3 separate regions of the Mus musculus genome follow, and regions 2 and 3 are each linked to region 1. The links are chromatin loops, found by intact Hi-C in ENCODE. Cell type or tissue: heart. All regions are shown on one strand. Links, peaks and the distances in the headings refer to the core of each region. The heading gives the core; the rest is flanking DNA. Region 1 has its middle 35 kb from the start of Gm26747. Region 2 has its middle 68 kb from the start of Gm33823. Region 3 holds the start of Gm33823 (a long non-coding RNA gene).

Evidence for each region. Hi-C counts contacts between places; a loop is a spot of excess contacts. Peaks named below come from ENCODE experiments on the same cell type or tissue, not always from the same donor. Only the 100,000 strongest peaks of a DNase experiment are listed, where the experiment ranks them.
Region 2: it touches region 1 in a loop (2.3-fold over the local background); 6 of 42 quality-filtered maps call a loop at or near these places.
Region 3: it touches region 1 in a loop (3.0-fold over the local background); 3 of 42 quality-filtered maps call a loop at or near these places.

Annotation. Positions count from the first base shown.
Region 1 is chr8:121,377,918-121,388,483 of GRCm38, forward strand. No RefSeq gene overlaps it. Among named protein-coding and RNA genes, the nearest start is that of Gm26747, 35 kb to the right of the region's middle. In heart, for the core only: CTCF peaks have their summits at 4,751 and 4,954; DNase peaks (open chromatin) are centred at 4,964 and 5,184; H3K4me3 peaks cover 1,362 bases; H3K27ac peaks cover 4,441 bases.
Region 2 is chr8:121,327,221-121,337,786 of GRCm38, forward strand. No RefSeq gene overlaps it. Among named protein-coding and RNA genes, the nearest start is that of Gm33823, 68 kb to the left of the region's middle. In heart, for the core only: no CTCF peak of the experiment used is centred there; a DNase peak (open chromatin) is centred at 5,381; H3K27ac peaks cover 2,750 bases.
Region 3 is chr8:121,257,113-121,267,678 of GRCm38, forward strand. It overlaps Gm33823 (a long non-coding RNA gene), which reads right to left and starts at 7,462. Exons shown (of 3, transcript XR_388123.4): 1 at 6,139-7,462; 2 at 5,347-5,507; 3 at 4,677-4,980. In heart, for the core only: no CTCF peak of the experiment used is centred there; DNase peaks (open chromatin) are centred at 5,839 and 6,459; H3K4me3 peaks cover 1,040 bases; H3K27ac peaks cover 3,298 bases.

The DNA of each region.
Region 1 (10,566 bases), core at 2,378-7,377:
CTACCCTGCCCGGTGCAAACCGGCTTAAACACTTCCATATTGCTCCAGGGAGCCGTCACTGGACGCGGTGCCTGCTCCCACACCCTGGCCCTGGATGGGGAGCTGAGAAGACAGGTGTTCTAGCTCACCAGGCTGCCTGGCCAGGGGGAGAGTCAGCCATCCTGCAAACCAGAGCGACCACTGCCTAGGAGAACAGAGCACAGGCCAGCCAGCAGAGCAACAGAAAGGGCCACCCCAGGAGGGGGCCCAGCTCGCCCCCAACCACTCACCCAAATGGAAAAACCATCTTCACTTTCGTAATTCCTGTGCCAAATGGTGCAATTAGCACTTGAGTTGTCAAATGGCCTCCAGACGGGCCTTACCGGTCACATCAGAGATTTAATAAGCTTTTAGGCGTTGACCCCTGCCTCGGCCCCCACCTGCACACCCTATTGGTGAAATCTGAGCCCACAATTAGATCTGATAATGAGAGCCGGGCATTCAGCCTTGAACTTTGCGGGCCACTTCCAGGGGTGCCCAGAGAATCACCCCATGCCCTGACAAATGGAACGCACCCACCGCAGAGGCCTCGGCAGGGCCTCAGGAGGACACCTGGGAGCTCACTGGGAAGAAGCTATAAGGCCTAAGAATTCTAGAGGCCAGAAATTTGCAGGCCCAGCAGCTCGGCTGCGGGAACTGGTTCTGGCCAATTCCGCCCGGTTAGACACATTTCTCTTAGTCACCTTGTCAACGCTAATTGGTGGCCCACTCGTTGACTGTCCCACCCCTCTGCGATATGAGCTGCCAGCTCCGTGGTAAAGCCTTCCTGGATGGCGGGGGCTGCTAGGGTGTCCCATTCCCACTGTCCTGTTTGAAAATTATTCTATCCTGGGATGGGGCAAAATCTCCTGGTAGTTACAGAATACCCATCTAACAGGTACCACCAAGGACTTCCCATGTGTCTGCTCATTCGCTACAATAACACAAGAGCTATTGCTAACCGATTTGTAGTTTGGAAGAAAACACATCACAGAGAGGTTAAGCAACTTGCCCAAGACCACACAGCTGGAAAGCATCAGAACTGAAACTTGAAGTCAAGTCAGGCATCAAAACAAATGCACACAACCATAACCTCACCCGATTTAAAATCCTAATCCGCTTTAAAACGTGTGGATCCAAAGGTGGGCTGCGGGTCGTGTGTATTAAACAGAGCTTACTGACAGTTTGTGCGGGGATCTGGAAAGGTAGGCTTTCTTCCAGAAAAGCTCCACATGCTGATGGTCTCTGTGCTCTGACACAGCAGAGAAGATGAACAGGTCTGAAGAAGTGGACCAGAGCCCCTTTGGTCTTGGGTGAGGGGAGCCATGGATGTGGGAAGATGGGATTCCTGGCCAGGGCATGAAGTATCATGGAGAATTTCATCTCGGTACTTGAGAGGATGCATTCTGTGAGTCCAGTTCTTCCTCCCAGCCCCAGGCTCCTGGAAATAAGACTCAGACTCAAAATATGTTTACAAATACCTTGGCCATATAGCTAGGCTCTTCTCTGACTAGAATCATAACTTAAGCTAACCCATTTATTTTAACCTATATTCTGCCACATGGCTGGTTACCTGTGCTCAGGGACCATGCACCTATACTCTATCTTCTCAGCCAAACCTCCTGCCTGGCATATCCCAGAATCCTCTCTGCCTACAGGATGTCCCACCTCCTATTTCCTACCTAAGCTATAGGCCATCAGTCTATTATTGACAGGTGCCTCATCCATACAGACTTAAGATGCTTTCTCTACAGCATTGGCAGCCACAGAGGACAAGGCTGTCTGGAGACTCCACTGGGAAATGTGTGTTCAGGTTCCCTCCACTCGGTGACTCTTCCCCAGGTCAGTTCTCCAAGCTCATCCTCACGGGGACTCTGAGTTTCATGGCTGTTATGACTGTGTCACCATTCCTTCTGAGTCAAATGATTGATACTTGGGAGAGAGGTGGTCACATCCCTGTTGCCTTGTAAAGGTTATACAGGGACCACAGGAGACCAGCTCAAACAGGTTACAGGCAGTGTGGCAGTTTTTACAAAAACAGAGGTGTGGAGAGTGGTGGCTTTCTTCGAACTGAACACAAGGTACAAGACAATGAAATGGAGGACCCAGTCGAGCTGTCACCCAGGCCAGGCAGGCAGGAGAGGGGGCAGGAAGTGGAGCTGACCCCAGCTCTGTAGGGAGGAGGAACGGTCTTGCTGAACCCTCTGATAAAATCTTAGGAAAGGCCAGAAATCAGGAAATCTATTTATGTGTGAGGTGGGTGGGACTCCTGGTGACAGCCCTGAGACTCGAGTGGCAACTGGGTTCAGAGACCCACAAAAAGTAAGCTTCATCTTGGAACCTCCAGATGCGCTCACGCACACACCAAGAAGTGGACCAAGGGCAGCCTGTTGTTTATCAGGGTTCTGTTGCTAAGCAAGAGTCCCTATGATCTGAGACCATCAACAGGTCTATGACCCCATACCTGGACAATGACAATCTCTCTGCTCCACCTGCCTCTGACCCCTGTCCACTGTGCTCAGATCCAAGGCACCCTCCCCCAGTCCCAATGAGCCCCACAATAGCCCCGATTCCATGTGACTGCTCCACAGGGCAGGAGTTAACTCAGCTCCACCCTACACCTGGCAGTCACTGAGCTCTGGTCCTGGCTGGTGGCTGGAAATGCCTGTCTACTCACAGGTGTCCAACTGGTGTTTTCACTGCCCCCCCAACTTCCAGTCAGTCTGAAGAACCCCCCCAGGCAAGCTGAGTTATTGTACCCATGTCTCGGGCAGAGAAAACAAGGGCCAGAGATAGCCAGGATCTCACATAGAGGCAGAGCCCCTGTTCAGCAGGCTCAGGAGCATCGCATACACAGGGAGGCAGGGAGCAGAGTGGGTGGACTGACTTCTCAGTTCCGAAGTCTGCCTCCAAGCCACGTAACAGAGAAGCCCTGGGTTCACTTTGTATCACACAAAACAGAAAGCCTCCATGTAAGCATGGCGTGCACATAAATGAATGTGCACACATGGACATGTGCATGCCAATAAGTGGATTTGGGACTGGGGAGGTGGCTCAGTGGTTAAGTGTGCTGACTCCTCTTACAGAGAACCCAGGTTTGATTCCTAACACACAACCATCTGAAACTCCAGTTCTAAGGACTCTAACACCCTCTTCTGGCCTCTGCAGGCACTAGGCACACACACACAGCGCACAGACATACACTCAGGCCAAATACCCATACATGTAAAATAAAAATAAGTAAATATAAAAATAAATAAATAAAACAAATTCATGTGTGTCCCAGAAACAGGAACCAATAGTCTCAGGGAGATGGTGAAAAGCCATTGGTCTAGGCTTACATTCCATGTTCTGTTACAACTCTTCTTTGGGAAAGCATAATAAGCTAATAAATATGGAGCCAGCATGGAGCCTGTGGCTTCTGGCTCTAGCCAACAGTACTCCCAGACTGGGGGTTCTCCATGTCTAGGTACAAAGCCCATAAAAGACAAGGACCCCAGAACTAAGAAGAGTCCCCACTTTCACTTCAAGGTGACTTTCAGTAACAGGCCAGGATAACAATCCAGAGGACCCATCTGTCCCTGTCTGAGGACTTCCTGGAATCTACCAGAGATGATACGGCATGCATCTCTCCACCAGAACACTGACTCTGCAGAGTTCGCATGTTGGGTACCTCAGGCTCACCGCTGTGGGTACAGAGTGGATCCAGCTTCCCCCTTCCACAGGGAGCCCTGGGCCTACCCGGATTCCTCCCTCCATGGCCTCTCCTGTCTCTTCGCTGTAAAGGGGGACAGCATCTTCCCATATCCCTAGACCCGAAATCCCACATCCAAAAGCTTGAAGCACTGACTTACCCGGATCAGAAGCTAACTGGCTAACTCGCCTGAACTCAGTCTCCATGGAGATGAGAGCTGTACCATCTCCTTCCACAAACAGGAAACATACTGAGGTCCAAGGTACCCTGACCTCAGAGCTGAGAATGATCAAGGGAGAGCTGGGGGTGGCCTGCATCTGAGGGGTCTCAGGCACTTTCTCCATAGCCTGATGCCAAGTCAAGGGACAGCTCCAGAGGAGCCATGTGTCCCTCTGCTGGGTGTTGGCTGTTGTAAAATCTCCTCATGAAAAAAGCATTCCTAGCACCCCAGCCTCTGTTGCTGGCTCGCAGCACCTTGAGAAGCCTTGAGAGGTCCCAAGAGGTAGAGCAGGTGGTAAGCTGGCTCAGCAGGTAAAAGTTCTTCTTGCCACAGAGTCTGATGACCTGAGTCTGATCCCCAGAACATACATGGTAGGAAAAACAGAACTGACTCTTAACAAGTTGTCCTCTGACCTTAACACATGTTCTGTTGTATGTGAACACACACACACACACACACAGAGAGAGAGAGAGAGAGAGAGAGTGTTTTGCTTGCTTGCTTTTTAAAGAGAAAGATGGAGCAATGGAGAGCATTGTTGTAAAGCTGTAGCGGTCCTCACTTCCAGAGCCTGACCCAAGCTCCTTATCTGCAGGATCAGTGCGTGCCTGGTGTTAATGTTGGACCCTGAACGGCCCCTCCAAGTTCTAATGTATGACTCTGAGGCCAGGGCCCTGAGACTCCGTATTTTAAGCAAACAGTCGTGGGAGTAGGTTGCAATCATTCTCCACACTCCCCGCTACCTCCGACCCTAGCCGGTTGGGAGCATCTTCTGAAGTTGATACCAAGGGTGGATTAAGAGCAGTCCTCCTGCACAGCGCCTCTGCAGGCCACGTGATGCACTGCATCCCACCGCCCCTCCTGGCTGGGAATCACCCAACACAAAGAATGGGAGGAAACCGGAATTCACCCCACCCCCACCCCCACCCCCACCGCCCCCACCCCCACCTCCGCCATCACACAGCGTAGTCTGAGCGGGCAGTCAGAACCGGCTGCGAGCCGGGGCCAGCGGCAGAGGAGTAGTGGCCGGCAGCGGGAGCTGGGCCACAGGGATGAGGGGCCTGGGAAACACCCACCCCCACCCCCAACTGGCCGGGGCCATCACAGCCAGAATCTGCAAGCTCATCACTGCTGGCTTGGAAACCTCACCAGGACAGAGCACAGGACACGTCCTGCTGGGCAGAGATAAGAGAGAACCCCAGGTTTTCTCACCGCTAGGCAGCCCCTGGGGAACAGAAAGCTGGCCCTAGCTTGGCTGACTGTGAGAAAGGTGCCCAAAACAAACACACGAGGAAGTCCTGCCTGTCCCCTTCACCCTTCACCTACTTTGGGATAGGACTACTAGGGGGGAGGGGGGTCTTCAACCAAGTGGAATAGACTGCCTACTAACCTGGCTATTGAGCTCAACCGGGACAGTCTCTACCATCAGGCTTTCCTTCGTGGCTTGTGGGGCTCTGGGCAAGTACTTATGCCTCAGTTTCTCTACCTATAAAATGGGACTGCAGATAGTGACCAAAATTTACGACGATCATCCTGGCAGGAGTTACGGGCGCTAGAAGTCTAGATCTCAGACTCCTGCCCAGCAGTTCTTGGCTTAGCCTCTTTACCGGGTAGGGAAGGCTGTCCAGCCAGAGAGAGGCAAGCTCCATGGTGCTCAGACTCCTCAGACCTGGCTCAGGACTGGCAAGCATTAGGCCTGGGTAAGCTCACCTGCATTCTGCGGGCTTGTGCCATCTCTACAGCTGAAACAAACAAGAACATATGCCCTGTTTGTACACATTCAGAAATAATAATGGCCAGCAGAGGAAAAGCTGACTCTTCCAGAGTGTGCCCAGGTGTGGGCACCCTCCCACGCCCTTCCCAACCCTGATGCCCTGCCTCACTGTAAGGGAAGCAGAATATGAAACCAAAACCTCTGTCTAGGATTCCCTGGTGCTGATCCGGAGCAGGTGGGAGCAATGTCTTCCTCTGCATCTGTCCCCACTCTGTCCCTTCCCACCAGTGAGCCTCCCTACCTGCTCCTCGTATCTCTGGATGTCCCTACAGGGTGTTGGGACAGCAGTGAGCAGATGAAGGGTCCAAAAAGCCTAACTCGGATGGAATCGGTTTTATCTCCCAGATTCGACTTGAGCCTGTGTGGTCCACCAGGGATGCCCTGCCCTTTAGAGCTGTCTGGAGGGCTCTCAGGAGCTTTGAGGGTCCCCGCTGCCAAGGATTTGATTCCCAGAGGAGTGGAATGCGTTCAGACCAAGCCAGTGTTTGGTGTATAAGCGGGGTGGGTGTGTGCGTCAGGGGGTAACACTAAAAATCTGCCAGAAGCTTGTCTGGTGGTTTTATATTGACAGCCTATCTTCCAACCCCGACCCAGTGAGACCCTGCCAAGTACAAGCACTGCCCTTTGTTAAGGTGGACAGGTATTAAAATGGGGGAGGATAGATAGCCCGTCTGTCTTTTGCTGTAGAGATTCCAAAGCAGCACCTTACACACACACATGCATACACATACACACTCTCACACACACACCCATGCACACACATACACTCACACACACTCACTCACACCCATGCACACACATACACACACTCACTCACACACTCTCACACACACACTCACACACACTCACTCACACCCATGCACACACACTCACATCATACACACTTACACACACTCACACACTCACTCACACCCATGCACACACATACACACTCTCACACACACTCACACACCTGGCCCACTTAGCCCTGCCCCAGGTAGAGCCACGGCCTTGAACATAACCAGGAACCAGGCATGCCACGAGACTTCCCATGCTGGCATATGTAATTGCATAAAGCAAGCATTAATTAGCAGGTCTAGGAGGGGAGATGGACTCTAGGACAGACCTGGCGGGACCTTCAAATCATCGATTCATCAATGCTCAAACCAAATAGAACAGCATAGAATCTCAGCTCAACAAACTATACCACGGAGCAAGTGGGCGTAGCAGGTGCCAACAGGCATGCTGTCCCGAGGCTGCGGAAGATATTCTCTGACTGCCTGCTGTGGAATAAAACCCGGGAAACTATAAAATACATGGAGACAAAGTATGCGAAACCAGCAGGTGTCGATGAGGAAATGAAAAGGGAAATTTCGAATTTTTTTCATAAGACATAGAAGGAGACATCCAAGATGGAGCCAGAGCAAAGCTCAGACACTTGACAAGGCAGAGATAACAAGTAACCCTCCTCCCACAGAACTTGGGAAACCAGAAAGCAAAGGTAAAACAAACTGATTAGCAGAGGCAAAGAAATAACAACGACCTAAAACTGAGATTAAAAATCAAAGACAAAACAAAAACAAAACATAAAAGGTGGCTGGAGAGATAGTTCAGAGGTTAAGAGCACTGACTGCTCTTCCAGAGGTCCTGAGTTCAATTCCCAGCAACCACATGGTGGCTCACAACCATCTATAATGGGATCTGATGCCCTCTTCTGGTGTGTCTGAAGACAGCTACAGTGTACTCACACACATGAAATAAATAATAAACAAATTTATTTAAAAAAAACATAAAAGACCAATGAAGAAAGAGTCAGTGGGTTAATTTTTTTTCTTTTTTTAATCTCTAAATGAAACACAAATTCTTAGCTGAATTGATCAAGAAAAAAAGGACAGACACCCAGGGAAGTAAAATTAGAGATGGAAATGGAATGTTACAGCCTACAGTGCAGAAACACGCAGGCTCCTGGGGATGGTCACAAACACCTAAGTAAGTCAAAACCCAGAAGGAATGGATGCATCCTGGATGAGCAAACCTGCCAAGGGTGAGCCGTGGGAGCACAAAACCGGCACAAGCCAGTTGCAAGCGATTAGGCTGCTTCAGTAGTCAAAAGCTTCCAAGGAAGAAAGGACCAGGCATGGCCAGCTTCAGGCTCAACGTCACCAAAAAGATAAAGACTTCCTTCCAACTGCTCCAGGGGATTGACTTGTGGAAGTGCTTTCAAGCTCTTTCTACACCAGCATTTCCTGGATACCGAGATCAGACCAGAGTATGTAAGACAAACAGAGAGATGGAGGGAGGGAGGGAGGGAAGGAGGAAGAGAGGAAGGACGGGAGGATGGATGGAGGGAGGAAGGATCTGGTAATCGTATCCAGTGAACAAAGATACAAGAGTTCTCAACACATACTACAAACTGAGCCCAACGCACACCAAAAGTGCTGCATGTGGCTGGAAGGTTGGCTCAGCCGACGCCACCACACACCTGCTGACCGGAGTTTGTGTGAACTCTCACAAAGACCCAGATGCGGGGACACGCACAGGTAAACCTCCTGGAAGTTTATGAGTCAACTCACTGAAACCCCCAGAACAGGAGAAACAAGACAGAGGCAGCTTCAAAGCAGGGTAGGAGAGGACTGATTCCTGAGCATCCTCAGGCTTCCTCTTGCATGCCATGGCACATACAGAACCAACACACACACACACACACACACACACACACACACACACACACACACACATTCACACTCACAAAGCTCTCACACACTTACACACACTCTCACATACACTCAGATACTTACATACACTCTCTCACACACGTGCTCACATATACTCTCACACACTCACACACCCTCATGTACACTCACACTCACACACATACACTCAGATACTCACACACACACACTCTCTCACATGTGCTCACATATACTCTCACACACCCTCACGTACACTCACACACATACACTCACACACATACACTCAGATACTCACACACACACTCTCTCACACACTCTCACACATGTGCTCATATATACTCTCACACACTCACACATAGACTCACACACTCTCTCATACTCACAGACTCGCTCTCCCACACACTCACACACACACACTCAGTAAATCCCTGACTTAATAAGAAGTATCGCCCCCCCCCAATAAAATAATAATAAAGTAAAAATTGGCAGCAAACACATGTTCATCATATCAACAGAGGGAAGGAGCATCTCTCAGATGTAAACAAAGTGGTCCATAGAAGTCCACATCCTTCAGAATGGAATTACTGGAAGAATAAGAATAGGAGGAGCACGCTCAAAAATAATAAAGGGTGTGTGTGACCCTGTCAGTGTGTGATGCATGTGTGAGTGTCTGTAAGTGTGTGCATAGGTGGGAGGTATGTATGTGTGTTGGTGTGTGTGTGTATGTGTGTGGGGGGGAGTATATATGCGTGTCTGCATATGTGGGGGGTATGTATGTGTGCTAGGTATCTGTATGTGTGTGTTTGGTGTGTATGTGTGTGTTTGGTGTGTGTTTGTGCATGTGTATGTATGTATGTGTATGTATTTGTGTGGGCATGTATGTTATATATGTGTGTGTATGTGTGTATATATGTATGTGTGTGTGTAAGAGTATATGTATGTCGGGTATATGTGTGTATAATTGTGTACGTGTGAGTATGTGGTATGTATGTATGTGTATCGGGTGTATGTATGTATGTGTGTATATGTATGTATTTGTGTCAGGTGTGTGTGTATGTGTTTATGTATGTGTTTATGTGTGTGTATATATCTGTATGTCAAACCCACAATCAACATCATACCGAATGAGGAAATGCAGAAATCGCTTCGTCCAAGGTCAGGAGTGAAACAAGGGTGTGCATTTTCTCCTCCTGCTAGGCTAGGCTAGGAGCTGGAAGTCACAACCCCACAATAAGATGAGAAAGAAAAAGCAGCAGGACCGAAAAGGAGGTGCTGGGTTATCCGTTTCTACGGGGATGAAGGATGCCCTACCTGATAGACAGGCATTGGGGAGGAGCTTGGCTGGCGGCACACTCATTATTCAGTGCGTCTGATGCCCAGGTACATACAAAGCATGAATCTAGAAGGTGAGCTAAGCAACCGCACAGTTCGTGCGTGGTACCTGTTAACACTGCCACCTTTGCTCCGAATGCTCAAGGTGACCTCATGAGAGGGCTCTGAGGACTCCTCCCACATTATAGACTGAGACCATGCCGCACAGCCTAAAGAAGAAGTCTACCTACGGGCAGATTGCCGGTACCCAAGAGTCAGTGCTTGGAGAGGGAGGAATCAGTATGGTAACCAGGACCCTTGGCGCTATCTGTGGGCCAGGTACCAGTCTCACCGCAGCCGTGGATAGCTAGAGATGGCCTCTCCCCGGAGGAGAAAGCCGTGGTGTAGGAGAGGCTGAGAATCTTGCCCATGAATCTGTGATTCTCGGAGAATCACATTGTCAGCCTACCACGTCTGGGACCCACGTCGTCGGGACCCACGCCTGCCAAACATGCCTCCTGCCCTAAAGGTTCTTCCACCTTCCAAAACTATGCCGGCTGTGGACTGAGTATTCCAACACAGGGGTGTACATGGGTCTCTTTCTTGAGTGTCCTCAGAGCTCAAAAAAGCAGCTCTTACCCGAGAAGTTCAAGGTCTACAAGGGTGGGAGTGGGTGACAGGGCTGGGGCATGATCCAGAAGCCCTGGATGCCACAGACACACCCTTCCAAAAAGTCTCATCTGCTGAGACACCCTCAGTTTCCTCAGCACCGTGGCATCCGCAGCGGGGGAGCAGGGTGTGCCCAGGCTCTGCAGGATAAACCCCACCCGGAAGTTTAGCATGGCCATGGTGCTCAAACAACCCAGCAGCCATGGTTTCC
Region 2 (10,566 bases), core at 2,322-7,321, 51 kb before region 1:
AAGAAATATAGAAAGAAAGAAAGAAAGAAAGAAAGAAAGAAAGAAAGAAAGAAAGAAAGAAAGAAAGAAAGAAAACAAGAAAAAAGCCAGGCGATGGTGGCACACGCCTTTAATCCCAGTACTTGGGAGGCAGAGGCAGGTGGATTTCTGAGTTCGAGGCCAGCCTGGTCTACAGAGTGAGTTCCAGGATAGCCAGGGCTACACAGAGAAACCCTGTCTCAAAAAAAAAAAAAAAAGACTTCTGGACCACTGTGGAGCCCCTGCAGATTCTCACAGGGTCCCCTCAAGCGGAGAGCTTGGCAGTCACCCCCTAGGTGTACAAGTGGCCCAGTCACCATGTTCTTTTGGCTTTGAAATACAAATGGGGCTCTCAGTCCCGTAACAAAGTATACACTGCTAAACAAAACTCCATCTCCACCTCCCAGCCCAGGTCCCCAAAGCTGCCCCAAGTCCTCACCGTTGGCCCTAGGGATCACACTCACTGTGGCAGTTCAGAGAGGTTCAGACATTTAGTCTGCAACACCCAGCCTCCATCTCCATTTGGCGGTAGGATGCTCTTACCTTCTGAGTCTTCCCGAGCCCTCCCTGCAGACCAGGATGTTGCTCTGGCAAGCGCTTTCCATAGAACATACTCTTCAGGATCCATAGCAAATGACCCTGTTGTATCATGTGTTCTTGGGGACACTTAAGCTGACAACTCCACTCCCTAAGCATCCTCCAATCTGGGTTGTAAGGTGTGTCCTCTACCCTCTACAGCCCAGTTCTGGCTCCCTGGGACTTTACCCTTCACTGGGGCAAGTTGAGGGTACCTGAAACTAATCTATGTACGGGGTTGGGGGTGTTCATGCCATGCCTGTAGGATTCAGAAGATAACTTGTGGGACTCAGACCTCTCATGAGTCCCAGGGATCAAACCCAGGTCATCTGGCTTAGCAAACGTCTCTACCCTGAGCCCTCTCACCAGCCCCCAGGCTCCCGCAGGCAACGGCTCAGTAAAAGTCACGTGACAACCGGGAGTCACCAGTTGTCTCTCTGGTGTTGTCCGGATAGCAGAACGAAATCTGGTCACAGCCCTTTCTTGCTCTGCATCCAGGCTGTTCCCAGGGTGACAACATCGAATATGTCTCCCTCTGAGCGTTCATCTGCAGCTTACAGAGGAAGGGGGAGGGGACAGGTAACTTGGGAGGGGTTGAGAAATTAGAAAAGTAGATGAGAGAATCCTCTACCTCTACCAACCCTTCATCCTGGAGTCCCTGAGGGTTTGATCCCCCTGCACCGGGGCTCTCATTCAGACCTGGGAAGTTAAGCAAAGCAGCAAAAGTGCTCACAGAAGGATCGAACCTACAATCTTCCATCAAAGGTGTAGGTGATTTGGGCAGGGAGGTGTTGGGAAGTGTCCTCCGCAGAAACTTTGCCTCTTCTGTGTTTTCCCAGTCACCCTGACCACACTCACCAGTCAAAGTGTACAACAGCATCCTATCCCTGAGGTAAGGAGACTTGGGGAGGCCCAGGAGTCTGCCTGTGGCTTCTGCAGGAGCTTCAAGGATGGTGTTTAAACTCCAAATGTTTGTCTGACTACAAATCAGAACTCTTACACACTATGGAGGCCCCAAGAAGCAAGCCCTGGGAAGAGATTCTGGGACCACGGTATGTGGAGCTGCCAGGAAAGTAGCGGCAGCTGGGAGTGGGATGCGCCACCGCACCTGAACCCTGCTGATGGACCCATCCCAACATTTCAGGAAAAGCAATAACAACCTCTTTGATCGAAGTCCAGATGGACACAGGCGCAGGGTCAAAAACAACATGAGGGGAAGCCCTTGGGGTCTGGGAAAGCAGGAGAGAGCGGATCTGCTTTTCCTGAGGCCTCTCCAAGGCTTCCTGCCACTAGGGCTGCCGCAAGCATCCTCGGAGACCCAGCGGCACAATGGGCGCCAAGCAGGGTGGCACCGTAGGAGGAATGGACACCTGTCAGGAGACTGTGAAAAGGAAGAGTATGAAATAATAAAGCTGAGGAGGAGGCTATGCATGCCAGCCACCAGGCAACATATCATCCAGACGTGTTGAAGTCACACACAAACATCAGGGAGCAAGGTATGAATGGGGACATGGGTGAGCTTGGGACCAACAGTCAAAGACTGTCAGACAAGGCAGTTCTGAGTCTGGTCTCCATGACTGGACACTGAGTCTCTCAATGTGGGAAGAGACAGACAGTGAGGCAGGAAAGTGACATGTAGAGGAAGGCCCTTCAGGGAGATGGGCTAGCCTGGAGGGAGATGGGCTAGCCTGGGCAAATCCACTCAGCCCTCAGCAGGTCCAGGAAGACCCATGAGCCTGAGGTTCAGCCACGTTAGTACACCACCACAGAGACCTGTGCGGCTTCATCAGAAAGGTGGGGTCTGCCGTGACTGTCATGACTGCTGAGACCTCCTCTAAGTGGCCCCTGGTTGGAAGCTCAAGTGCTCTGCAAGCCCTGGTGAGGACCATGCAATGCATAAAGAACCCTGCCCCGGCCCGTGATTCCCAGGGAATGTCAATTCTGAGCAGAGAGAATGGGGCTGTAAACCTTCCAGAGAGAGAGAGAGAGAGAGAGGTGTTCATGCATATGAAGGTCAAAGGCCAGCACTGGCTGCCGACCCTCAGGCTCTGTCTATCTTGTTATTGAGAAAGGGTCTGGACTTGTCAAATTGCCCAGAGTGGCCACTGAGTAAGTCCGGCGGATCCTCTTGCCTCTGCTGCCCACTCTGGGATTATAATTTATACCACCACACCTGTTTTTGCTTTGTTTATGTAATTCTAGGGATCAAACTCAGGTCCCCAAACACTTTCAGCTGAGCCATCTCACAGGTCCCTTTCCTGGGTGTTTAACGTCCTGTGCTGTGGAACTGAATCCATCATGGCCTCCACACAGAAGGAGCTGTTAGAGCTGTGTGACTTTGAAAAGCCATGCTGGTGGACGTGGAAGGGTGTGGCAGCTGGTGGGTGGGGTGGGGGGATGACACTGAAGCCACGTCCCCCACGCTGTAAATGCAAGTATGTGAATTCTAGCACAGTGACATGAAGGCCAGGACCGCATAGGGGAACTGAAGATCTCATTAAACGTGCTCTGCTCAGCTTTGAGGCAGGGTCTGGCTATGTGGCCCAAACTTGAACTGGCCTTGAACTCATGATCTTCCAGCCGCAGACTCCTGAGTGCCAAGGTGACAGGCAGGTGCCACTCTGCCCAGTTGCTCAGGAAATGTGCTGGCATGATTTGTTTAGGGTGGTTAGCATTTTCAATTGCAAGGATTTCTTCGAAAGTTTACATTTTTTTTTTTTTTTGCTTTGCTATTTTGTAGAAAGGAGCTAACAGAAGTAAATGGCCCCCAGGCCCCAGGCAGATGCCTTCCAACCCATTCAATGCAAGTACAAATGTGCTCACATCCTGCGTCCATGCCTGAACTCTGCAATGTCCTCACAGAAAACCAGTCAGTTTCCTATGAAGAAGAGAGAGGCAGAGGCTGGGGACCATGGCTCAGTCAGTAACATCCTTCTCTTTTGAGCATGAAGAGCTGGATTGAAAACCCAGGAACCATGCAGAACTGCCAAGTGTAGTCCCAGCAATGGGGAGGCAGAACGATCCTGGGCCTTACTGGCTAGCAGGCCTGGCAAGTTCCAGGCCAATGAGAGGCCCCATCTCAAAAAAATAAGGTGAGGGTGACTGAGAATACCTGAGGTTGACCTCTGGTCTCTACATGACCCACGTGTGTGTGCATGCACGCACATACACACACATACACAAACACATGTGCATACATACACACATACACACTTCCATGCACGCGCATACGCATGCACGCACACACATGCACACACACACACATACACACATTGTGCACGCATGCACACACACAAGCTTGAGCACATGCATACACATATATGCATGCATACACATATGCACACACATACACATATACACACTCATACACACACATACAGTCATGCACACACACATGCACACATGCATGCACAAACACACACACACACACACACACACACACACACACGAAGAAGAGGAAGCTAGGTGCCATTCAGACTTCCCCGCATGTGGCCCAGGAGGAGTCTGAGGGTGCAGGGCCCTGGACAGTGTCCCAAGGGTCAAACCCCTCCTCAAACAGGCCACCCCTCCACCCCTCCCACAAGTCTTGCTGCAGCCCAGATCCACTGTCCCAGCTGACATCAAATGAAATCCCTTTTGGGACCTGTCCTGTCCTGACCAGCCCTGGGCGTCTTAGCTCCTAGATTCTCCAGCTAGGAGAACCAGCATTGGGGGCCTGTTCTACCCTTGGCCTATCAGCCAGAGCCATTCTTGCTCCCTCCGAGTATCCGCAAGTTGCTCTATCCTTGTAGAGGGTTCCCTCCTCACCCCTTCAGTGGACCTAGCACCCCATCGCCCCTTGCTCTTCCAGCAGTTGCTCCATTCGTCTGCCAGCAGTGGAGAGTATCTCTGTGGGCCATGACTCAGACCGCACTTTGGGCCCTCAGGAGGGTGGCATGGATAGATTTGTTAGCCTTAGAGGAATTCTTGAGTATCAGGCCTCTGGCCATGGAGGAGCACGGGTTCAGTGGCCTCTGGTCCAATCTGTCTGTGTCAGCCATTTCTGTAGCCCATAGGATGTGCCGAGCAGCAATCTACACCATTTCCTCAGCTCCTGATATTGCTATCCTCACATGTGGAAACTGAGTCACGGAGGGCCTGGTGCATAGATCCCAAGTAGTAGAGACAGCTCAGCCTCCAGTGCCAGAACCTCACTTCCTCTGCAGATGCTCAGGACCCAAGAATGGCACGTTGTAGCCAAGCCCCCTGGAGACAGGTAAGTGCACAGGACACGGGTCATGGGGAGGAGCGACTTCTAAAGGCAGCAACCCAGAGGGGTGGGTAGGCCTGGAGATCCAGTCGCCAGCTGTGGAGCCCTGCTCTGGGCCCTGGAAACCATACCTGGAATTTTCTTTGATAAAAGAATCTTGGAACCTGGAGATGACTCCAAGCCGGACCTCCTGTCTGCTCTGCAGATGGGGAAACTGAGGCACCCAGTATCAAGTGGAGTTTCTGAATTACAGTCCCAAGGGCTTCTTCAGGCAAGGCACCCTGTCTTCTCGGGATGACCAGGTCTGGTTCTCCTCAAATGCAGCGGGAAGGCAGGGCACACAGGGAACCTGCCTCCAGGCTGGAGAAGGATTCCACAGGAAGATGGACAGGGACACACACACACACACACACACACACACACACACACACACACACACGAGCTCATGCTCCTTGTCTCCAGGGAGGCAGGAGGCCAGAGCTAATGATAATATGTTTCCTGAGAACTTTCCACTCTTCTGAAACACTTCTAATTATGTCTGGAGTCCTTCCTTCCTACCCCACAGAACGGGAGGAACACGCGGCCCGGGAGTGTTCTTTCTGCAGCAGCCTGGAGTCAGTCCAGGCCTAACGGGGCCAGAGCCGGGGGAGTCCTGGTTCCCTGCCGCTGACCACTGGCACATCCTGCCATTGCCTACCCCCATGTGCAGGTGCTCCCTGTCACAACTGTGGCAGCTGGAGTCCTCCATCCCACTGGAGAGCATTCCCAAAGGGAGCCATCTTTGATGGTAAGCAGTGCCCTGTGGGTACTTCTTGCTGCAGTTCTGACAGGCGAAGGGCCGGCTCATGCTGTCTTTTGTTTGTTTGTTTGTTTGTTTTTGTTTTGTTGCTGTTGTTGCTGCTGTTGTTTTGGAGTGGCTACTTGTTGCCTGGAGCCCAAACGTTTCTTTAAGAACCCCCTAAATGTGTCAAGCATCGCCCCATCTGGGTTCAGAGCTCACTCTGGTGTCCCCGACCCCTCTGGACATTTTCTGAAATCAGTCCCCATAGTCCACGAGTGTCCCGTCATTGTATCTGTCACATGCAACATGAGTATCGCACAGGATGCACGCGTTGCAACACACACACTATGCTACATAATGCTGGATACTATGTAACATTGATCAGAGCCCCACACAATGAACAAGACTGGGCTTGGGAGCAGTTGGTGACCACACAGGAAAAGGAGAAAGGGTGAGCCTCAGCCTTAAACCCAGACTCAGGAACTCGACAGGCATCTGCCCAACCACATAGCCCTTGTCTCTCAAGCCTCAGTTTCCTGATCTGTCATGTGGGAGACAGAGCCTCGCTGCAGAGGCAGAGATTGCATGCACCTGCCCAGCTCAGTCACAGTGGGCAGCCTCAAGCATGGGCTGCTGGCAGGGAGGGGCCTGGTAGAGGGGCAGACAGAAGGACAGGAGACTGAGGACAGAAGGCTCTGGAATCTCGATCCCCAAAGCCTTTGTCACCTACACCAGTGTAGTCTGTCCCAAGTCCTACCTGAGCTGGGCTGGGGGCTTCAGGCTGCTCCTCCAGTCCAGCAAAGGGAACTCTCAGCTTTGTATCCACAGTGGTGCGTCTCCCTCCCTCTGTCTTGCTTGTTCCCTGCCGGAACTGATTTTCTACGCACACACTGAACAATGGGCACAGTGGCATGGGGTGGGGAGGCTGGGGGCAGGCAGAGTGACTGCCTTTACTCCAGAAGCAGCCCTCACTACCTCCTCAAGATCCCTGTGATGAAGGCGTGAGCTCTCAGCTCTCACATAGTCTGATACTGAGTCCAGCACATGAGCTCTCAGCTCTCACATAGTCTGATCCTGAGTCCAGCACATGAGCTCTCAGCTCTCACATAGTCTGGTCCTGAGTCCAGCACATGAGCTTTCAGCTCTCACATAGTCTGATCCTGAGTCCAGCACATGAGCTCTCAGCTCTCACATAGTCTGATCCTGAGTCCAGCATCCACGTGGCTCTGACACATCAGCCGAAGAAGCCTCTCTTCCCACATCTCCAGTCACTGCCCTGGGACTGAGAGTTCCAGAACGACTCCTCTGAAGCTAAGTGGTGATGGGATTTCCAGGGTCAAACAGCTTGTTGTAAGGCCACAGGACCAAAGTAACAGTCGTCACCACCACCATCATCAATACCATCGTTATCATCATCACCATCACCACCATCACCACCATCACCATCATCACCATCACCACCATTATCATCATCACCACCACCATCACCATCATCACCATCATCACCATCATCACTACCACTATCACCCTCCCCTCACCTCCAGTTCATCTACTTACTGGTTCCAGCTCTGCACTCCTCCCCCATTGCCTCTCTATCCTGCTGTGCACCTCCACTCACCCATAAGACCACCTCCCTGTACTAAATCCTTCTTTGTGGGGGATGAACAGAGGCCTGAATGTGCAGCTGTCAGCAAGGCAGCAGGGAAAACCGCAAGTCCACCCTGACTCTGTCACAGCGTGGCACACTTGACAGACATCTCCTACGCCAGTGTTCATCCTGCACTAGACTGACGGCAGAGGGACACTCCAGCCTGGTCAGGCTGAAGAGCTTGCTTATCTGAGGGGGAAGAAAACGGGGTGTCGGGCATTCGCCCCTGCTCCTCAGTCTGGCTGGCTCCTGCAGGCCACCACACCGGAGGGTGTGACATATGTGTGTTCACGGACCTGAGCAAAGCCGGGCCTGCTTCCACGTGGAGAACATGGCTCCTCGCGGCTCTCCAGCCCACAGGACTCTGACCTCCACGGCCACACCATGAGCCTGGGCTGGATGCCCTCGGCCAAGAGCCGCCGAGGCAGGGCCAGATTTATGACTTTGTTATTAGTTGTTTTGGAGTTGTTACAGCCACACGCTCCCTGGAGAATCCCCGAGCTGCTTTCTCTAGGACATATCAGGCAGACAGGGAGGAAGTATGTGAAGCTGGGAACATCCTGTGTGGCAGTGTCTCCCGAGCCCCAGGTACCGGGCCTTTTGTTTGCAGCCAGAGTGAGGCGGAAACTGATAAAGGCCAGGGGCTGGGGGAGGGCCTGCGGCACCTTGGTGCCCTGGTCGTTCTCCACCAGGACACATGTCCTCAGCTTCCTGAGCAAAACAGCCACAGGCCGTGAGCCTCTGATGCCGAGCCAGCCGCCCAGGGAGCCCCTCTTAACGAGACCCGCCGCCCAGTGGATTGCTGACTCTGCACGGAGCAGCCTCTGGCTCGCCAGCCAGAGGGGCCAACAGGCTGTGCCCACCACCAACACAGGGTCCCATTGTGTGTGCAGCTCCGCCCCCATCCCTGCTCCCAGAATCCTCCTGGTTGTGGTTCTCTGAATGCAGAGGGGGTCTGGGAGAGGGGGAGAGGCTAGAAAGACCAGCAACACCAGGTTTGTGTAGCCTGAGTGTCTTTTGAAAATACACTCACACATATAAGTAATGACATCAATAATGCTGAGAGCATAGTAAGGTCTGCAGACACAGATACTGACTTATTAGAGGGTAGGCTGTGAAATCCGCTCACTTTCCCTTTAGACCATTCTGCAACGTCCAAAAAAAAACCAAAAAACAAAAAAACAAAAAACAAAAAACTTAATAAGCATGTATTCCCTTTAGTGTGGGGAAAATATGTGTCTTTAATGTGAAAGATTTGTTTATTTGTGTATCGAGCACCTATGTGAATGAATGTATGTGTGTGTGTGTGTGTGTGTGTGTGTGTGTGTGTGTGTGTGTGTGTAGCATGTGCATGCAGTACCTCCAGAGGCCAGAAGGGGGAGTGTGTTCCCCCTGGAGCCTCAGTTACAGGCAATTGTAAACTGCCCAACATGTGTGCCGGGGGCTGAACGGCTGTCATCTTGAAGCGCACAGGTCTCTTCACTGCGGAGCCATCTCTCCAGCCCCTGACATTTCTTTAATCTGGAAACTGTAGCACAACCTCATGGAACGGGGTTCACAGAATCATCTAGAAGCAGCGCAGAGTGGGAGGATTGTAGTTATGAAAACCCTCCTCTGTTCTGTGCAGAGAGGCCATTCATAACTCAGCACTGGGGGAGAAGGGTATCCCTGGGCCACAGATGCCGCCATGGCCGGGTTCCAGTTTGACTGAGCTTGAGTCTACTGGGAAGAGTCGCACATAGTGCGGGCGTCCGCATGCTTGCTCAGGTTCATCTCTGGGCATCTGAGTGTCTTTCACAGCATAGGAGCTCTGGAGGCCCTGGCGGGGACGTGGCATACATGACACTGTTTCCAAAGACTCACCCAGGGTGCCAAGCACAAGGAACCGTCCAGCGGTGCCACCGTTTACAGAGAGGGAGATGCTCGGAGGCCTCACAGTTGCTGCTCTTCCCACCCAGATGTTCCCATGTGAGCACCACAGGACAGGTCACCGTCAACTGCACAAGGAACTTAAAAGCCTCAGACTGTCGTTGGGAAGAGCCCTGCCACCAGCAAAGCTTGAGAGGTTTAATAGCTGAGACCTACCCAACCAGATGTTAGGGGGATGTGGTGGTTTGAAAATAATACCTATAGGCTCTTGGGGAGTGGCACTATTGGGGGTGTGGCCTTGTTGGAGTGGGTGTGGCCTTGTTGGAGGAAGTATGTGGGTGTAGGGTGGACTTTGTGGTCTTAGATGCTCAAGCCAAGCCCAGTCTCTCTCTCCCTCCCCTTCCCTCTCCCCCTCCCCCCTCCCCTACCTCTCCCTGTTGCCTTCAGATATAGATATAGAAATCTCATCTACATCTCCAGCACCATGCCTGCCTGCATGCTGCCATGCTTCCTGCCATGATAATGGACTGAACCACTGAAACTGTAAGCCAGCCCCCAATTAAATGCTGTCCTTATAAGAGTTGCCTTGGTCATGGTGTCTGCTCACAGCAATAAAGACTCTAAGACTTGCCCAAACCTCAGTCACAGCTCCATCCCTCAGTAGCCAGAGAGGGGAAAGACCTTGAGTAAATCTGTCATAGACCAGGCAGGTCAGGGAACTGGGGGACCCACTCTGCTCCTCAGAATTGGCCCCTCGACTCTGCTCTCCACAGAGGCCGTGCGCTTACACCTGCCCACTGTGAGTCTCTGCCCACAGGAGTGCAGTGGGCAGCACCACTTCCCTCTGAACACAGTACAGGAAACATCAAGAGGCCAGGGCTTCAGGAAGAGTGACCACTGGGGGGGGGGGGCGCGGGGAGAGGAGGTGACTAGGCAAGGCAGGGGCATCTTTCTCTCCTGCTTGAACCACACAGACTTCTAGGATGGAGAAGGGTAGGGAGGCGGCGGGTGGGGTTCTGCAGGGCCTAGACATCCATGTGCATCTCTGTTCCCCAGGAGCCCTAGCTGGCATCATGATGACAAAACTGCCCCTTCTCTACCTCCTCCTCCCCTTCTCACTCTACCTCCTCCTCCCCTCTCTCCTCCTCCCCTCCCCTTCTCTCTTTCCTCCTCCTTCCCCTCCTCCCCTTCCTTTTCTCCTTCCCCTCCTCCCCTCCCTCTTTCTCCTTCTCCTCCCCTCCCTCCTCCCCCCTTCCTCCTTCTTCTCCACCTCCTTCCCTTCCCCCTTTTCCTCTTCTCCCCTCCTCCTCCTCCTCCTTAGTACAGAGGCATCCCATCCACACACCAGGAAGATGATTTTACCTGCAGTACTCCACAGAAGAAAGGAGAGCAGAAGTGTTCTCAAAGTCGGTCCTATCGACCCAA
Region 3 (10,566 bases), core at 3,617-8,616, 120 kb before region 1:
ACACGGGCCAACTTGTTAAATGGTGGTGTCCCCGAGTTTGTTGGTGGAAAGCTAACCACCTTGGGTCAGAACAAGACTGATTCTCCACAGAGTCCTCTAAGAACTCTCCAGGCTGGCCTGCTGTTGTCCTGCATCATTCCCATGCTGTGTGTGAAACTTGGGACTCTCGCCACATGTCAGGTTGTGCCACTAAATCAGACCTGCAAAGCAAATTAGCAAACAAAGCGGGTACCCACACTCCTGGCCCCTTGGTGACTCTGCGATCTTCCCTCAGCCAAATGGGTAAAATAACTTTTTAAAAAAGAGAATGCAGGCAGAAGCAGCTGTGGGAGCAATCAGAGGGCGGCGCTCCTCCACAGTCATCCTCCTGTTTCTACCTGGGCGCCCTCGATGGTGGCCTGGGATCTGAGAGACGAGGAACCTTCCCTTCCCAGATAGCTTTTTGTTCGCAGGGGTTTATCCCAGCTCCTCAAGGTTCTCAGGAGACACAGCTCATAAAGATGGACTAACTAGTCGCTGTTGTAACTATGTAGCTAACTGCAGAAGCCAACGAGAGAGGATAAGTTTTTAACATTTACCGCCTTGTACCTGATACTGAAAGCCCTGTGATGCTTCATTTTAGAAACTCTGAAAGACACAGAGCCAAAATGGAGGAAGCAGGAACAACGTGCTGACCAGAGCTTGGTGTTGCTGCCGTGGGTGCTTAGATTCAACCTTGCTCTCCTCTGGCCTCTGGGCACCCATGGGGTACACACTCATGGAACTGCTGTAGAGGCCCGGTGCCAGGCTTTGCCCAGGCAGCACTGGAATGTCTCAGGTGGGCACCTCCCACATCATACTGATGCCACTCTTGAACCGGTCTCTGGACTCCACAGGGGGAGTTAGCCACCAGTGTTCCTGTCATGTCACTGAGGGGGCGCTAAGAGAGAGGAGGTGACCGCTGAGCAGACACTCAGGCCACGGCTGAGACAACTTTGCTCCCAGGCTGATCTGGAGCTGTGGATCCCTCCCAGCTGTGGCGAGTCGGTGCAAGGCAAGAAGCCGGGAGCCAGGTGGGGACAGGCAATGGTGGCCGTGCCCCCCGGAAACAGCCTGGACTCTCACCAGGGTGTCAGCTGTGGAAGGAAGAGGTGAAGGCTGCTTGAGATAAAGCCTGTCGGTCTACTGACAGATTGGGTGTGAGGGAGATGCCGGGCAGCCACCTCACTGTGTACTGAGCAACTTGGCCAACAGGGGAAAGAGCCACCCTTGGAGGTGTCGAAATCAAGAGCTCAGGTTTGAGCATGAGAAGTTGACCAGTCTGAGCAATCTTATTGTGTGCAGATACGAGGAAGGCATGGAGCCCAGTGCCTGGCACCCAGGAAAGACTCCACGATGCCTCCAGCTCACATCCTGCACATATCCCGCCTGCAGACCTTGGAGGGACTCCCCACCGGCTCTTCCTCATTCCTGTCAGACTCTCCCGTTTTTTTGCTCCCACGCCAAAGCCCAGGAAATATGAGCTGCGGCCCTGTGGGCCGTAGGGCAGTCGGGGAGAAGACAAATGTTCTGTGGGAGGGGTGGCTCCAGGGTCACACCGGCGTCAGCAACAACTTGCTGCCTGTCCTCGTCCTGGGAAACCAGACTGCAGCCTGGGCTGTGACTGTGTGGGGGCCTGCGCCTCCCCAATCCCCCCCCCTGGCTGCAGGTTGGTCCTGAGTTCTCTCCTCGTTAAATGAGCTGAAGACAGTCACCCTTGACAGGGAAGGGGGGGCAATGAGAATCCCTGCAGCTCTTCCTCTGTGATCTTATTTCAGGGGCACTGTGTTCCTGGAGTCTGCTTCGAGGCAGCCAGGGATGAAGGACCTGAAGTGCTCTGGAGCCCAGGGATGACCCTGGGACCGATCCCACGGTGCGACAGTTTCTGCAACCGTTCTCAACTCTCTTTCCAAGAAACCTCCGCAACCCCGACCTGAAGGAAGTAATTATCGATGCCGTCCGACAAGCTCGCCTCTCTCCTTCTCGACCCTTCGTCTTCTTGTAACAGCTTCATTGATCATGGCTAGTGAATATGATTATCCTTTATCCACCCTGACCCTTTCTGTGGCTGAGACTGGGTTAGGGACAGAGTTCATCTCTCTTGGTTTCCTTTGTGAATTCTGGAACTGAGCGTGAAGCCTGTGGGTTCTCGGTATGTAGTCGTCAACAGTTGGCGTCATCTAGGCAGAGTGGAGAGAGAAAACGAGATTTGAACAAATATGACTGTGATCACTGCTCTGAGTGAGCACACACACGAGAGAGAGAGAGAGAGAGAGAGAGAGAGAGAGAGAGAGAGAGAGAGAGAGAGCGCTCACAGCAGTCTGGTTGTGTTCATATATACAGTGGCGCTGTCCCAAGAGGCCTGTGACTGTGTGTGGGGTCAACTGTTGTTGGCATTGAAAACTTTTTTTTTCTTGTGTAAAATTTCAGACATATACTTTAGTGGGCAAGGGGCCCAGTGAGGATTCATGAAGCCAATTGACTGCTCTGGTTGTCCGAGTGTTGAACGAGACCAGAGATGTAGAAGGAACCTTACACTTGACAAAGAAGCTTTCAGATTTCTCCTGCGGTCAGAAGCAAGTTAAGGATGCCAGCCATCTCTGCTCCTTTCTGACATTTGTATCAACAGTCTCTCCACATGCGATACCACCGTAAAAGAAAACTGGTGGCCAGGGAGCTAGCTCAAAGCACGTGTCTTATGTCTTAGTCAGGATCACTACTGTTGTGACGTAGAACACTGCGGCCAAAAGCAAGTTGGGGACAAAAGGGTTAATCTGGCTTATAATTCCACATCGTGGGTCCATCATTGAAAGCAGTCAGAACAGAAACTCAAGCTGGGCAGGAACCTGGAGGCAGGAGCTGATGCAGAGGCCATGGAGGGTGCTGCTTACTGGCTTGCTCCCCATGGCTTACTCAGCCTGCTTTCTTATAGAACCCAGGACCACCCGCTCAGGGATGGCCCCAGACACAATGGGTTGGGTCCTCCCCCATCAACCACTAATTAAGAAAATTCCCCCACAGGCTTGCCTGCAGCCCAATTTTATGGAGGCAATTCCTCAGTTCAGGTTCCCTCCTCTCAAATAGCTGTGATAAATTGGCATAAAACTATTCAACACACCATTAAGACACAAGGTTTTAAGTTCAGATCCTGAACATTCACATAAAAAGCAGAAAGGTAGACAGGAAAAGTCTTAGGGTTCACTGTCAACCAGTCTAGCTGTATCAGTGGGAGACCTTGTTTCAAAAACAAACAAACAAACAAGGACAGAGTGATCAAGGAATGCCTCTGTGATGGTTTGTATATCCTTGGACCTGGGAGTGGCACCATCTGGAGGTGTGGCTTTGTTGGAATAGGTGTGACCTGGTTGGGATGGGTGTGTCACTGTGGGTGTGGGTATAAGATCCTCACCCTATTTGCCTGGAGGTCAGTCTTCCACTAGCAGCCTTTGGATGAAGACATAGAACTCTCAGCTCCTCCTGTGCCATGCCTGCCTGGATACTGCCATGCTCCCACCTTGATGATAATGGACTGAACCTCTGAACCTGTAAGACAGCCCCAATTAAATGTTGTTTTTTATAAGACTTGCCTTGGTCATGGTGTCTGTTCACAGCAGTAAAACCCTAACTAATACAGCCTCCATAGGTGACCTCTGTCCTTCATGTGCAAATACACACACATGCATTCACACCTGTAGACTGATGTGCACACACACAGAGGAAAGGTGGAGTGGAGAATCTGTGCACGTGTTAGCCTGGTGCTCAGGAAGCCAAAGCAAAAAGTTCAATGAGTTGAAGCTACCTTGGGCTATGCTGTAAGACTGTCTCAAAACCAAAACCAAAACCAGCTAACAACCAACGAATAGGAAGGGAGGCAAAATTGACAGGAAAGAAAAAGAATTATGGAAAGAGATAAAAAATGTGGTTGTTGGTAGACAATAGTACCATCTTCAATGGAAACCCAGCAGAATCTACAAGGTAATAACAGCAGTAAATAAGTCCCGAGAATGTACCATCTTAGTTTTGTTTCTGTTATTATAATGAGGCATCCTGAGAAAAAGCAACTTGGAGAGAAAGGGCATTATTTTAGCTTAGAGTTCCAGGTCACAGCTCATCACTGAGGGGAGGTCAAGGCAGGGAGTCCTTACAGGGTCACATCACATTCACCATCAAGAGCAGAGAGATATGAATGGAAACAGTCAGGACGCCCTGCCTAGGGAATGGTGCCACCCATACTAGGCTGTGTCTTCAAACATGAATGAACCTGTTAATTGAGACAATCCTTGATGGACATGCCAACCTGATCTAGACAGAGACTCTCTTCCTAGATGATTCTGTGTCAAGGTGATAATTAGTGCTCACAGCCCATGGCCTGGAAAATAAAAAAGCTAAAAATCTACTCGATTCTCACCAGATTGTAATCACTTAGGAATGTGTAGAATTCTACTCTCAAACCTCTCATGAATAATTCTGAGAAAGCTCTGAAAGACAATTTTGTTGGTGATTCTGAACACTGTCTGAAGAATGGGAGAGATCTGAGAGCCTCCAGACAGGAAGGCTCTGTATCAGGATGAGATTTTCAAGTCTCACAGGCAGTGGCCACAAAGCTGCCAGCACGTTTTTTGAAAATGCCATTTGACAGACTCACCCCAAGTGGGGTAGGGGTGGGATCCCAGACTAGCCGAGGTATTTTGGACATAATAATAAATGATGAGGTGAGGGAACTTGCTGACAGATGTTACAAGCTAATACGCAAAGGAAAGAAATTAAGGTAGATAAATAATTCAACAACACTGTCCGTGATGTACACTCAGTCCATGGCTGTTTGTTGAGCTGCTGTTATGTACCAGGTTGTCTTCCACATGTTATCTATGCAGTTGTCTGATGTCCACTCCTCCAGGAAGCCCCGGTCTTGAGGAAAAGTACAGATAGTCCATGGATAAGTCTGAGGCACAGTAGTGTTGTCTGCAAAAATAAATCAAGATGAGGAGAAGGCATGTGTGTGCATTTGTGAGGAGGGTAGACTCTGGTCTGAGAAGGCTACCAAGTTTACTGTAGGATGAGCAATGAAGCGGGACTCCCCACCCACCTCCAGATGAACTAAGGTCCCAGAACAGGCTGAGACACAGCGAACTGGGCAACGAGTTCAGAGTAGCTAGGGAAAGCTAATGGGGAAGAGATGAGGACGGCCAGAGACTTGGTGCTATTTGCAGCAGGGCAACAGTAAGAGGAGAAATTTCCATGGTAAGAAGAGCCCATTTGAGTGAGAGTAGAGCCTGCTCCAAGATCAGGGGAGGACAGAGAACCGAGAGATAAGCATGGAGCTGTCACCCAAGTTGTCGAGGGTGCTGGAGGGGCACGAAGAGTTAGTGGGTCCCCAAGAGAGTGAAGCAGTGGTGTGTGGGGTTTGCTGTTGTCTTGGATGAAGACATGAGCAGAGACTCTGGGCTGGTGAGCCAAGATTCGCTTTTCCCAGGACAGGAGACACGGAGCTGGACAGACAGAAAGGACAGACATGTAAGACGTTTGTTTAGACCGCCTGCTTTGCCCTTGAGAGCTCCAACAAGCCTGAAGAACACAGGCTAACTACCAGCTCTTATCTCTCAGTCCCAGGGTATGAGGTCCCGCAGGCACCCTGCAGGGAGAGGCCTGGCTTAGTCTAATATGGGGCCAAACTGAGCTCTGATTCATTTTGACCAGTCATGTGACCCGTGACCTGCCTACTCCCTCCCTCCCCCCTAGCTCCAGGAGCCCCTTCCAACCCAAAGACTCTGGGAATTCAGGAAATCCCAATTTAGATACGTGGCTTCGGAAACTGGCAGCCACCAGAGAACGGAATCCGGAAGGCCCTGCCATTGTGCGCACAGTCTAGACTCGGGACTGGATCACTGCGCCAGGAAGGAGTGAAAGTCCCTTTCTCGGCTGTCCACCTTTCCAGGAAGCAATAACCAGGCACAGCTCTGCCAAGCTCTCTCGGGGTCCAGGGCCACCCCGGGGCTTGGCCAGCCGTGTTATTATTCCCGCACCCCTTGCCAGATGCACCACGCCCAGCTAGTGCTTCCTCGGAGATAACACGGGTAGAGTGACCACATCAACCTGCACAAACAGGTGGCACTTATTTACATGGGGACAGGGAGTCGCCAGTCCGCATGCCAGGTGGGAGTCGAGCCTGATAAAGCTGCTTGCTTATCACAGAGGGTTAGAGGTGTTGTTTTCTTGTTTGTTTGAAGTTAGGGATCTGTAAAGTCCAGCGTGGCTGTGACCAAGTTTAACAACAGTTACAGAGAGGCTCAGAGAAGATGAAGCCGCAGGAGCTGGCCTGCTCTGTGTGCGTGAGCCGCACCATGGAATCTGTCGGGCTGGTTTTGACAGGCAGGGACAAAGTGAGGATTAATGAACCATTTGCCTTTGGACAAAATGACACGTTAAGTAAACCTGTGGGTGTTCCACACCGGCACTGCACCCTCGGCTTCGAGTCAGACACTTCTGCGCATGCTCCCTCGGCTTCCGGGGTGGGGAGGTGGGGTGGGGGTGGGGAGTTGTCAGTCACTTCTGCACATGTGGCGCTGAAAGACTCAGGGAGACACAGGCCTGGCGGTCAGGCCAGAGTCCGGTGATGGCTTCCACAGCCAATTGGCAGCCAGATGCACACAGTGACTGGTTGGGTTCAGGGCCTCTGTTCCAAGTCACTCTGCTCTGTCTTGGAATGTGTCATATACATCTTCTTCGGCTGGTCAGTCAGATGCCACCTGCTGAGGTTCTGCTAGACAATCAACGCGTCTCGTTTTATCCTTGGAAAACCCAAGGAGATGGCACCTGGTCAGGCTTTGCCGCTGCGGATGAAAGAACCAGACAGCAAGCTCCATCACCCAGGAGATTCCGTTTGCAAACTTCCTGGGACAGTCCAGCTCTAGTGCTGTGGAGTCCCTAAACCAAGAGCCAGACAGAGCACCCACATGTGGGTTCAGAAGCTTCCGTAGCTGACCGCTCCCATGGAGAGACAGAGCCAGGCCCCTTAGTACCATCTTGGAGTTTCTGACCTCTGAATAGGGGCCTCTTCCTCTCCTGCCATCCTGTGAGGGAGTTTGGGGTAGAGACCTCAAGAGATCCTGCGTAGACAGGGAAACATTCAGGCCAGTGTGAGCTGCAGATGATACACCTGAACCCTGGGAGAATAAACAGAAACCAAGACAGTGCCCAGGCACCAGACACTGGGCACCAAGGAACCTAGGCTTTCGCCAGCCACGGGACACGCAGGCAGCAAAGTGGCCCGGCCAGTTTTGCCTGCCTCTGTCTGCAGCCCAGCCTGGCTGTCCGCCTCTCTGGTTTGGGTGGCAGTGTGGCAGGCCATCAGATAGGCAGCACATTCCACTGGGGATTTTCAGGTTGGGATAATCTGATATGTGTCTGGACACGCCATTTCTGCCACTGCCGCTGTGATATCTATCGCCTGTTCAAATCAACAAGGGCAGAGAGCAGGAAGCCTTGTACAGATCCACTGCAACCTCTTCCTCTCCCTCCTCCTCCTTCCGACTTCCTCTCCCTCTTCCCTCTCCTCTCCTCCTCCTCTCCCTTTATCTCCCTCCTCTCCCTCCTCCCCTTCCTCCTCCTCCCACTCCTCCTCCTCCCCCCTCCTCTCCCTCCTCCTCCCCTTTATCTCCCTCCTCTCCCTCCTCCCACTCCTCCTCCTCCCCCTTCCTCCCTCCTCCTCCCAATCCTCCACCTTGCTTCGTAGTGTCCTCAAAGCTCCCTGATGGCTGCCCTTCCCTCTGGCACCCACTTGTCGGTTCCCAGCACTGTCGAGTAGGAAGGTTGCCAGCATGAGGGGAGGAGACTGTTCAGAGGGCTGTGGTCAGTCTCAACCTCTGCCTGCTAGGATCCAAAACAGTTGGGCAAGCCCTCACCTCTGAGCCTCACCTTCCCCACCTGTAATGTGGGGGCAGGGCTAACATGCAGACACTTAGCAGAGCTCTGATGGCCGCCGCCATTCAATGGAGCTGACGAGCCTGGCTGGGATCCCAAGGCAGGCAGGCTTCCTGCACATCAGCTATTTGCTGGCACCTGTGGAGTGAACTTGTTTTGGTTTTGCCACAGACATTGTTGTAATTGATTGACAGAAACAAGCTAAGGGGACATTTATTTTGGCTCTTGGTTTCGGGGGTTTTGGTCAATGATAGCAGGGAGAGCCGAGGGCCATCCATGGCAGTGACAGGGGGCAGTGGAAGCTTGTCACCTGGTAGAAGACCAGATACTGAGAATAAGCAGGAACCACTGGTGTGTGTAACTTTCAAAGGCCACCCCCACCCTCAGATCTGCTTCCTGCAGTAAGGCTCCACATCCTAAAGGTTTCACTGGCTCTCCAGACAGTGCCATCCGCTGGAACCAGGCGATAAAATATGAGCCTGCGTGGGACATTCTTGTACCAACCACAATTCACTGATAGGACAGTTATCTTAATGAGTGAAGCCACAATCTAAAGAAATGTGGGACCAATATTTGAGGAGCATGTATCACCACAATAAAAATGGAAGTAACTTTGCCCTAGCAGTCAGACCTAAGGCACCGGTATCCAGCCTGGGCCAAGGCCCAGCTTTGCCATGTTCAGGCTCTTTGACCTTGGACAGGTGTATCAATGTCTCTGAATTTATGTTTCTTTACAATGGAGGTACACCTAGCATACATTTATGGGGTACGATGAGTGTACCCATAAGAACTCACTGATGGAATCTGGGTCATTGCCACGTCATGTCCACAGTGGGCACTGGGTGAAAGGTGACCATGGTGAAGAACGGGGACCAGGGAAAGGGAGAAAGCACACTCCATCCATGTGTGTGCTCTTCCCTGAGGGAGGACAGCAGGACGGAGCTATCATTACCTTAAGCCAGGAGGGGAAGTTCGGTCTGGATACTGGACTTAGAGGCTGCTGTCTCTGCATCTGCAGCCAAGAAGCCTGGGAGGAGGGATGCTACAGCTAAGCTGCCGGTCCAGGGCAGGGGGCCATGTCCCTTCCTCACCCCAGTGCAGGACAGGGACCCAGTTCCTCCCTCACTAGTCTTCAGAATTTGCTTAGTTGCCTTCTTTAAAACAAGAAAAAGGAAAAATTAAGTTGACCAAGAACAGTAGGCTACACAGGATACAACCAGATGCAGAGGACAGGGCTACAGCACCTCTGACCTTGGCTCAGCCTGAACGAGTCAGTCTGCCCGGGGGCGTGCAGCCTGAGCCCTCCAGGCCATGGAAATCGGTTTCTCCCTTGCCTCTCTAAGTTCTATTCCCAACCAAAGAGACAGAAAACCCACACTGAGGGTGTTGAGGACACTGGAGAGACTCCCTCATGAGAAAGTGAGTCTTTGGATCTCTGTTAGTTGGGGATACTCTGAGGATGAGGAGGCCATGGCTCTGACAGTGGCCATGTGGAGGGTGGAGTTGTCCACGGGCACGAGCTATTCTGCCATGAAATCTGCTCTTACTGCTGGGTGGGTTTGGGTATGCTTGAAACTTTTGACCCCTTTGCTGTCCTTGTCCAAAATAAGAGGCCAGAAGCACGGCGGCTTGAGGCCGAAGTCACGTTAGGTACCAGGCCTCCCACAGACCTCGAAAGTGGATCTCCAGGGTCAGCATGACGGCTCAGAGAGTGGGGGTTCACGTTGCCAAGCCTGAGGACCTGGCCTGAGTCCCAGGACCCACACAGTAAAGGAGAGGACAGACTCTTCAAGGTGTCCTCTGACCTTCACATGTGCACTGCAGACACACACACACACAGAGTGAAAACATAAATAAATGGGGAAAAAAACTTCTTTGAAGTGGCCTTTCTGGACTTCCTGCACTGGTCTGGTCTGGCTGAAGTGGGAGGAGACAGCCAAGAATGTAGACCATGGGTTATCTTCAGGCGCATATAATCCAGCCATGGCGGCGTCATGAGTCTGGGCAGGCTGGCAGGTAGCAGCTGAACAGGCCCACTGAGTGGGCGTTGCCGCTAGTTGGCCGCTATGGGCTTTGTTTCTGCTCAGCTCTTCCCACCTGGACCCTCGTCCTAGTGACCACACATAGGCTGGTTCTTTCTACCCCAGGGTAACAAGACGGGAGATGAGCATTCACTATCAGGGCTCCATGACTTTGGTAGTCCCTTCATCTTTTGAAAGTGGGAAGGAATGTGGAAGTGGGAGACCTAGAAACAGTCATCATGGAAGTGGGAGACTTAGAAACAGTCATCAAGCAGGCAGTGGGAGCCAGCTGCTCAAAGACTGTGGGGAGCCAGCAGAATGGATTCTCTTAGACTCCACGGTAGCTAGCAAACCATGGGGCCAGCAGGCATGCTCCGGGGTAGTAATGAAGCCCCACAGACAATGCCTTCTCATATGCTGAGCAGAGAAGAGGACTGGCCATGAGTGGGAACACAGAAGCACAGTGTGCGTGTGCATGTGTGTGTGTGTATGTATGTGTGTGTGTGTGTGCTTATGTGTATGTATGTGTGTATGTGTGTGTGTATGTGTGTCTGTATGTGTGTGTATGTATGTATGTATGTGTGTGTATGTATGTGTATGTGTGTGT